3 separate regions of the Homo sapiens genome follow, and regions 1 and 3 are each linked to region 2. The links are chromatin contacts, found by Hi-C or POLR2A ChIA-PET in ENCODE. All regions are on one chromosome and are shown on one strand. Each heading gives the region's core, a stretch centred on a gene start or an enhancer-like site at or near the end of the contact. The rest is flanking DNA. Distances are from core to core; before and after follow the strand shown. Region 1 overlaps RPTOR (regulatory associated protein of MTOR complex 1). Region 2 holds the start of RPTOR (regulatory associated protein of MTOR complex 1). Region 3 holds the start of GAA (alpha glucosidase).

The links. A loop is a pair of places that touch in the nucleus more often than their neighbours do. ChIA-PET counts read pairs that join two places held with the same protein, here RNA polymerase II (POLR2A). Pooled maps may share reads with other maps.
Region 1: a map of endothelial cell of umbilical vein shows a loop between it and region 2 (1.9-fold over the local background). The contact joins the enhancer-like site here to the promoter of RPTOR in region 2. A Hi-C loop is called at or near these places in 1 of 168 maps with a recorded cell type or tissue (endothelial cell of umbilical vein) and 9 of 50 pooled maps. POLR2A ChIA-PET finds 5 or more read pairs at or near these places in 3 of 52 experiments (GM12878, OCI-LY7 and WTC11).
Region 3: a map of CD8-positive, alpha-beta T cell shows a loop between it and region 2 (3-fold over the local background). The contact joins the promoter of GAA here to the promoter of RPTOR in region 2. A Hi-C loop is called at or near these places in 2 of 168 maps with a recorded cell type or tissue (CD4-positive, alpha-beta T cell and CD8-positive, alpha-beta T cell) and 6 of 50 pooled maps. POLR2A ChIA-PET finds 5 or more read pairs at or near these places in 1 of 52 experiments (naive thymus-derived CD8-positive, alpha-beta T cell).

Annotation. Positions count from the first base shown.
Region 1 is chr17:80,832,015-80,834,714 of GRCh38, reverse strand. The region is part of intron 9 of RPTOR (regulatory associated protein of MTOR complex 1); the gene reads right to left. Among named protein-coding and RNA genes, the nearest start is that of CHMP6, 160 kb to the left of the region's middle. RefSeq lists enhancers at 1-551, 1,321-1,630, 2,097-2,700 and a silencer at 1,276-1,492. Within about 2 kb of position 1,439, at least 41 of the 41 ENCODE cell types and tissues checked have a DNase peak (open chromatin) inside an H3K27ac peak, as active enhancers do; they include GM12878, OCI-LY7 and endothelial cell of umbilical vein, where a contact is called at or near this core.
Region 2 is chr17:80,543,454-80,546,153 of GRCh38, reverse strand. RPTOR (regulatory associated protein of MTOR complex 1) reads right to left here and starts at 1,316. Exons shown (of 34, transcript NM_020761.3): 1 at 363-1,316. The coding sequence starts at 524. RefSeq lists enhancers at 1-795, 723-822, 1,103-1,462, 796-1,622.
Region 3 is chr17:80,100,131-80,102,830 of GRCh38, reverse strand. It overlaps GAA (alpha glucosidase), which reads right to left and starts at 1,250. Exons shown (of 20, transcript NM_000152.5): 1 at 941-1,250. It overlaps CCDC40 (coiled-coil domain 40 molecular ruler complex subunit), which reads right to left. Exons shown (of 20, transcript NM_017950.4): 20 at 2,218-2,700. RefSeq lists an enhancer at 644-753 and a silencer at 1,084-1,703.

The sequences.
Region 1 (2,700 bases), core at 190-2,689, 290 kb before region 2:
GCACTGGAGACATCGCTCAGCACACCGGACAGGATGCCGCCCAGCAAAGCTGTGTCAGAGCCACGGGTGACAATCTCTCTCGGACACGTGACCCATGTTGCTGCAGTGGGACATGTGCTCCTAAAAGGCTGGGGGCCCACTTGGATCCAGCCCCGGGGTGGGAGGCGGGGACTGACCCAGCTCCACATTTCAGACCAGAAAAGCAGCCCCAGATGGTTCTGGTTTCACTGATGCACAGAGGCTCAGGAGGCTGCGGGGATGACACAAAGCCCAGGAGGAAGGGCTGTGGCTCGGCGCCCAGACGATGCACGGAGGCTGCTCGGGGCCGTCCGGCTACCCAGGGCTGTGGACTCGAGGCAGAGCTGTCTACATGAGAGGAGGAAAATAACTTTGTTCAAGTACTAATGAGAAGAAAGGATGTAAAAGAACGCCTACAAACCGCTGAAAGACAAGCGCTGGAACCCGATTATCAGCACACAGTGAAGCGGCCCTGAACCTCAAGCCACAGCTCGGCCTGGGCCCGAAGGACAGCCCCACTCAGAGCAAGGCAGGGAAGACGGAGGTACTGGGAGGAGCTTGCACCCTGGCACCGCCTGCTGAGCAAGCCAGAGGCCCTCTCGGGGCCGTGGGTGGTTTATTTATTTATTTATTTAACCAAATTACAGGGCCAGATTACCCATTAAATTCTAAAATCGCATGGCAACCTTTTGTTTTGTTTTGTTTTTTGAGACGGAGTCTCACTCTGTCACCTATGCTGGAGCGCAGTGGTGCGATCTTGGCTCACTGCAACCTCCGCCTCCCGGGTTCAAGTGATTCTCCTGCCTCGGTCTCCTGAGTAGCTGGGATTACAGGAATGTGCCACACGCCTGGCTAATTTTTGTATTTTTAGTAGAGACGGGGTTTCACCATGTTGGTCAGGCGGGTCTCGAACTCCTGACCTCAGGTGATCTGCCTGCCGTGGCCTCCCAAAGTGCTGGGATTACAGGCGTGAGCCATTGCACCCGGCCTGCACGGCAACCTTTTAAACAGCAGAACAACGGTATTCTCTAATGAACATTTATCTGTTGATTAAAACTGGCTGCATTTTCTACGGTAAAATCAACACACACTTGCAGCTCTAATTTGGGATTCCCAGCTAAAGACAAGTGGGAAAGTGGGTCCTACGTACACACGAGAGGCCATGGTGGTGGGCTTCGGCGGCAGCAGCCAGCCCTGTGAGGTTTGGCAGCACACGACAGCAGAAGGTGGGAGGGGACCGGGAAGGTGTCTGGATTAGCACTTCCCACAGCCTGCGATCAAGCTGCCTGGAGAAGCAGGGCTGGAGTGCTGGAGTGCAGATCTGAGGGGAGGAGGCTGTGATTAGCTGTGACCAGCTCATCTGCATCGTGGGCTCCTCCCCCCCAGCAGCTGGGGGCAGAGGGACTTTCTAAGCTGTTGGCTGTTCTGATGAGTCACTCGCCTGGAAAACATGTCATCCAGGCAAGAGCTGGGTTTTCAGGAAACAGCCCTGAGATGGCGGGTGCCCAGGAGGTGGGCTGGAGGAAAACCGTCCAAGTCCAAGTCCGCACAGCCTCCATCTGCGCTGATCAGTCAGAGCGCGCCCGCCCCGGGAACGGAAAGCACGGGTTATTACCGCAGAGAAACGCAGGGTTTCAGGACCCCTGAAATTGAAAGTGAAGGAGAATGACTCCCCGGTGACTTTGCATCAAACATTAAACAGAAAGCCGGCTCTGAGTATTCATTACTGCCGCGGCCTGAAGCAAAGTGTAAATGCAGATGACTTCATGTTTTAACCTCAATGTTTGTTAGGCTTTGTTCCCTCTTTCCTCTTGCTAAAAATTCAACCTCTCCATCACCACCCAAGGAGTATAATAGCTAGATTGTACATTATTTATTCCAAATGCTCTTTTCTGCTATCTTTCCTGTGTGCTCCCTGGGGATGTACACACTTTGGTCTATTGATGAGGGGAGGAGAGAGCTCTGGGCATTGTTTTCGTGGCAGACAGCCCTGCAGAGCCCCCGGTGATGCTCCCATGGTGAGGAGCCCACCTCCACAGCAGCTCAGTCCTCAGTTGCAGTTGGCAAAATCTAGTAACAGAGGAGAGCACGATTCTGTTTCTGAGCCGAATGTTCTCCGTCTGAGCGTCTGAAACCACTCCTCACTCCTTTGTGCCTCCCTCCCTGCCCTTGTTAAGGAACAGCATTGGAGCTGGGACATGCCACTCAAGGTGGAGGCCACATTCCCTCCCTCCCTGGATGAGGCTGGACCAGACACTGCCACAGGACAGGGGGGCGATGGGCATGTGAGCTCCAAGTCTGTCCCCCAGGCCTGAGCTGCCTCGTCCACTCCTCGCGGCCTTCCCACCTGCGGGAATGTTGCTCCAGTGGCCAGCACGAGCTTCCACGGGGGATGGAAGCCTCCAAGACAGGAGCCGCCTGCACCCTGACACCTGGGGCCACGGCAGCCTATGCTGCCTATGCTCACACATGCCCATTTGTAAAGCCCCTGGATCACGGGTTCCCAATGAATGGGTGTTTCAACTAGTACACCTAACTACCTCCAGGGAGAAAGGCAAACCATTCAATGGAGTTTTTCCACACTAACCCAGCCGGTGTCTCAAGAGCGGTGTTGGCTGCATGCCCTCCGTATCCACCTGGCTCAAGCCCTTATAGCCAGGCACCAACATCTTCCTCATCTCT
Region 2 (2,700 bases), core at 67-2,566:
GTGGGTATAAAGATTATATCGCACGTTGTCCTTCCTCTAAGTGTTTACAGAACTAAGTAGTATGCCAAAGAGCATGTAAATACTCGCAATGCTCTATTTTCAAATTTGCTTAACTTTTATTATCTGAATTAGAACTTAGTTGGAATTGAATTAACACTACCCAGTGAATAATGACTAACCAAAACAGCATTTTCCATTTTCAACCAAAAACTGCAGTCTGAAATGGCTTTTGCTTTCTAGTTGACTTACAACGTGTGGCTAGGGGGAAATGTCGGCGCTTTCCCAAGGACACTTTTCGGGCTGTAAACTTTCTTTGTTGGGGAAACTACCAAGTTCAAGGGGTGCCTTCAGAATCCACTTACCCGATCCTTCATCCTCCAGCTCTGAGCTAAGGATTTGGAGCCTTCAATTTTCTCACAGTGCCTCTTTTTCATAAAAGCCAAAGGTAGGTTCCAGTCTGTAAGATCAGCCTCATCTTCCTCCCCCAGGCCCAGAAGAGGCGATTGCAGCATTTCGGACTCCATCAGTGGGGGAGGGGGTGGGGGAGTCCTTGGCAGCAAGCGCTCGAGAACCTCCAGCCTTAAAAACTAGCGTGTACCAGAATTGGTGAAATAAGAAACAAAAACGGGAAATCGAAAACCAAATGGATAAAGAGTGCGGAGACCCTTACTCAGGCAAAAGTCTGAGATCCTTATCTCTAACTCTGAGCGGGAAGTGGGGAGGTGGGGGCCGCTAGGAAATGGGGCAGCCCAAGAAGCTCCGCAGACACACACCACCCCAGGTCCCAAGCCACTGGCTGCTCCTGAGGCTGTACGTTTCCAGAGGGGCTGCGAGGGGAGCTGCCAAAAGCGTAAGAGACTTCAGGCCTCACGATGACCCTGCTCTCGGCCTCCACCGCCTCAGCAGTTCCGAAGACAGGCAGGCCGCTCTTGGTGCCGGTTCGCCCACTGGGCCGACTGGGCTGAGGTCTCCGGCCAAGGGATCGGGTTCAAAGGGCCCTGGGTCTCCTCCAGCCACTCTCAGCCCTGCGGGTCCCGCACTCGTCTGAGCTGCTGCAACCAGAGCCACGACCGGCCCATCGTGCTCGCCTGCACCCGGTTCCTCAACCTCAGGTCCGCGCGGCCTGGCTGGTCCTGGCCTTCAGCCCCGAGGCTCTCTCCTGCCTGAGAACGAGTCCTGAGAAACGGGCGACACGGAACCACGGAGGAAAGGGACAATGTGGGCTTATTGGGTCATGGGAGCTTTGCCCTCTGGTTTGGAGCTACAGTGAAACTCATCTCATCAGCCCATCAAGGAGGACGCCATATTGCCAGGACCCAGAATGCACCGCGGCCTACGGCGTGGCCGACAGACCAAACCTCCTCAGAGCGGTCTCTCCCCGCCACCCAGCATGCAGCGAAGGAGAAAGAGTCCCCGACCCCGTTACCTCGGTTACCATAATTCCGTTTTCCCCAGTTAATCGCCATTTGTTCAGTAGAGGCGTGTTATTAAAGTCAATCCTACAAATGAAACTGTCGGTTTAATTTATTTTTTCAAAAACATTGTCATTATAAATGAAGTTACATGCTCCTGAAATTAAAGGAATCAACCGCCTTGTTTCTTCCAGATTTTGAAAAAGCGGCAAAAGCTTCACTGATAATATTAGAAAATATTAAAAAGCACTGATAATATTAGAAAATATAGTACTTTTTTTTTTGGAGTGTAGTGTCCTCCACAGTGTCAATCAGATTTTCTCTTTAATTTTTTCATAGAGAACCAAGTGAAAGGCCGGGCGCCGTGGCTCACGCCTGTAATCCCAGCACTTTGGGAGGCCGAAGCGGGCAGATCACGAGGTCAAGAGATCGAGACCAGCCTGGCCAACATGGTGAAACCCCGTCCCTACTAAAAATACACAAATTAGCTGGGCGTGGTGGTGCGCGCCTGTAATCCCAGCTACTCAGGAGGCTGAGGCAGGAGAATTGCTTGAACCCGGGAGGCGGAGGTTGCAGTGGGCCAAGATCGTGCCACTGCACTCCAGCCTGGGAGACAGAGCAAGACTCTTCAGATGAAGAAGGGTCTGAAGCAACAGAAGAAGAGTCTGGAGCAAGATTCGATGAAAAAAAATTTCATCTAATACAATTTTTTGTTTAATCTGTTTCGTTTTCTGAGCAGTTTATCCTTTTTAAATTTTTTTCCCACTTCTTGGTAGCAGTAGTTTATTCTTATTTTGATATAGCTTCACGTGCAGACATCTAAAACTACATGTCTGTGCGTGGAGGCAAGCCTCTTGTGTGACTCTCTTTTTCAATTCAGGAAATTTGGCTCATTTACAATGTATAGAGAACTGTGTAAGGTGGACTATAAAACCAAATGTAGGCAGGGCACCGTGGCTCACGCCTATAATCCTAGCCCTTTGGGAAGCCGAGGAGGGTGGATCACGAGTTCAGGAGTTCGAGACCAGCCTGGCCAACATGGTGAAACGCCGTCTCTAATAAAAATACAAAAATTAGCTGGGCGTGGTGGCGTGCGTCTGTAGTCTCAGCTGCTCGGGAGGCTGAGGCAGGAGAAGAGCTGGAACCTGGGAGGCAGAGGTTGCAGTGAGCCGAGATTACACCACTGCATTCCAGCCTGGGTGACAGAGTGAGATTCCATCTCAAAAATAAATAAATAAATAAATAAATAAATAAGAATAAAACGAGGCCAGGCGTGGTGGTGCACGCC
Region 3 (2,700 bases), core at 1-2,500, 440 kb after region 2:
AAATCCCAGGTTGTCACTTGTACTTTCGATCAACTAGTTATAAATTCAGAGGTTCCCAGGACTCCCTCTTCAGGGTCACAGAACTCAGGAAAGTGCGTTTCTTACAGTTGCTGGTTTATTACAAAGGATAAAACTCAGACAGCCGTATGGAAGAGATGCGTAGGGCCTGGTGTGAGGTGGGGGCAGTGATGCTGTGCTCTCTGCTCGCACCACCCTCCAGTGCCTTGGTGTGTTCCACAACCCGGCGGGAAGCCCTCTGATCCCTGTGGTTTCTTACGGGGTTCCATTGTGCAGGCATGGTTGACTAAGCCACTGGTGATTCACTCAATCTCCAGCCCCTCACCCCTTTTCCATCCCAACCCGTCATCAGGCCTTGGTCTTTCTGGCCATCTGCTTCCATCCTGAAGCCACCTGGTGTCCCCGGTCATCAGTCACCTCATGAGCAAAAGGCTCTCTCATCACTCGGTTTCCAAGGGTTTCGGGTGCTATGTGCCAGCAACCAGGGACAAAGACCAGAGACAGTCACCCCTGGCCTGGCCTAAGGGGGTCTTTGTGATTGAGACATTCAGATTTCAGAGCTGGCCCAGGGGCCCCCTCTCAGGCCACGGTGCTCCTCACCCCAGGGATTCAGACCCAGCCATGTGCGTCCTGCAGGAGCAGGAGAGGTGGCTCGGGTCCCGGCCAGGACTGAGCACTGCGTCGATCAAAAGGGGAAAGGAAACCCTAGAAACGGGAAGATGCAGCCTCCAGCCCCAAGCCCAGCACAGGAGGGCGGCTCCCCGTTCATCTCTAAGCTGAACTCAGATAAAGACCGGGAGGACTAGAGGTCTGGGGCTCAAGCTCCGCTCAGGGGAAGAGGCTGGGGGCACGGCTAGGCACGTTCAAACCCGCTTCTGGGATGTTACCGCCGGCAGCGCGGGGCAGACGTCAGGTGTCTCACCCGCTCCGTGCCTCAGTTTCCCCGTCAGCTGCGGCACGCGCAGAGCCTCCCTCGCTGAACAACGGGCGGACGAGGAGAACCTAGAGGTGGCCGGGGTCCTTCGCGTCACCGAGGTCACTGTCCTACCTGCTGCCTCATCCCCGACCTCCACCCGCGGCCCCGGCGACAACCTCAGCTTTCCCAACTGAGAGGCCGCGCGGGCAGCCGACCGCCCCACCGACCCGGCCCGCGCTCAGGGAAGCCCCGCAGCCCCGGCCCGGCTCACCTCCGCGCACGCGCGCCCTGGCCGCCCGCGGAGACTCCGGGGTCGTGCCCGGGGGCGCGCAGAGGCGGGTCACGTGACCGGCGGGAGCTCGTCGCGGGGCGGGGCCGCGGTGGGTCACGTGACGCGGCCTCCCGCGCAGGCGCCCGAGGCAAGGGTGCGCGTCCGCGCTACGCCCCCCAGTGGCGGCTCCGGCAGAGCGGGCCTGGGCGCGTCCTCGCTCTCGGAGGGGGCCTGGGGAGCGCGTCTGGCTGCGCGTCCGGCGTCCCGCGGGGAGAGGCCCACGCGTGCTGCCCGCTGCCGGTTCCTCTGGGGTCAGAGACGGGGCGAGGCCCCCGCTGGCGCAGTCCCGGCCCGGTCCCCGTGGGGTCGGAGATGGGGCGTGGCCCCCGCTGCCCCGGCCTGGGTCCCCGCAGCTCGTAGGGCTTTGTAAGGGGCTGGCCCAGCCGCGCCTTGCGCCCAGGGATTCCTCCTGCCAACGCGTCCCGAGGGCATCATCGGAAAGGCGGCCAAAGGCGCTCAGCGCCAAGTTAGAAACAGCCAACATTTGGAAAGTCCTTAAGTGTGCTCCATAACTCACAGTTATTCCAGAAAGGAATAATCAAAACATTGTGATAACCCATAAAACTGACAATTGAGAAAACATTAAACTGACACAGGGGGAATTTTTTCATAAAATGAGAAAATGCTTACATTAAGAGGAGCACATTTTTACATGTGAGATACAAAAAACACACAGTATAACCTTAACTTGCCTAATAAAATGTATGTGCAGAAAAATACAAAAGGAGCCACACCAAAACACAGAGGTGTTGTTCCTGGGTAGGGGCATAGGGGCATTAAAAGCCCCCTTTCCAGCTTGCAGCGAGCCGAGACCGCGCCACTGCACTCCAGCCTGGGCGACAGAGCGAGACTCCGTCTCAAAAAAAAAAAAACAAAAGCCTCCCTTCCACCTCTGTTGTGGTTTCTGTATTTCTACAATGTTTTAAAATAAGTAAGGCTGACTCAGAAAGGCTTACTAGATATTCAGAAAAAAGATTTTATTCTTCTGCTGAAATGTTTGAAAGTGAAATTATTTTGTAGAGCATTTTCCCTTTAAACTGCAAAGAAGCCCCAAGGTCATTGGTACTTGGAAGTCCAGGGAGAAAGAGCGCTGGGTTAATGATGGAGAAAAGATAGGTGGGCAGACTGGGGCGTAGTCCCTTGGTGTGGACGCCCCAGCGTGCTCTTATTTCAGTGCTCACCCTGTTACGTGTGTCTGGGGCCACTGACTTTCTCCTGCAAGCTGTGGATCTGAATTTAACTCAAATGGGGACATGGGGGCAGGAAAAGGGACCTGAGAGTTCTAAGGGGTGGGGATGGGAAAACTGGTAAAGAAGGTGGTTTGTGGGTTTTCAGATGCACCTAGTAGAGGGAAGTGCTGGGGGGACCAGCCTCCCGGGCCAGGCTGGCTGGAGCTGCCTTAACTTTCCCACCTCTGCTCAGCCCACCAGCTTGT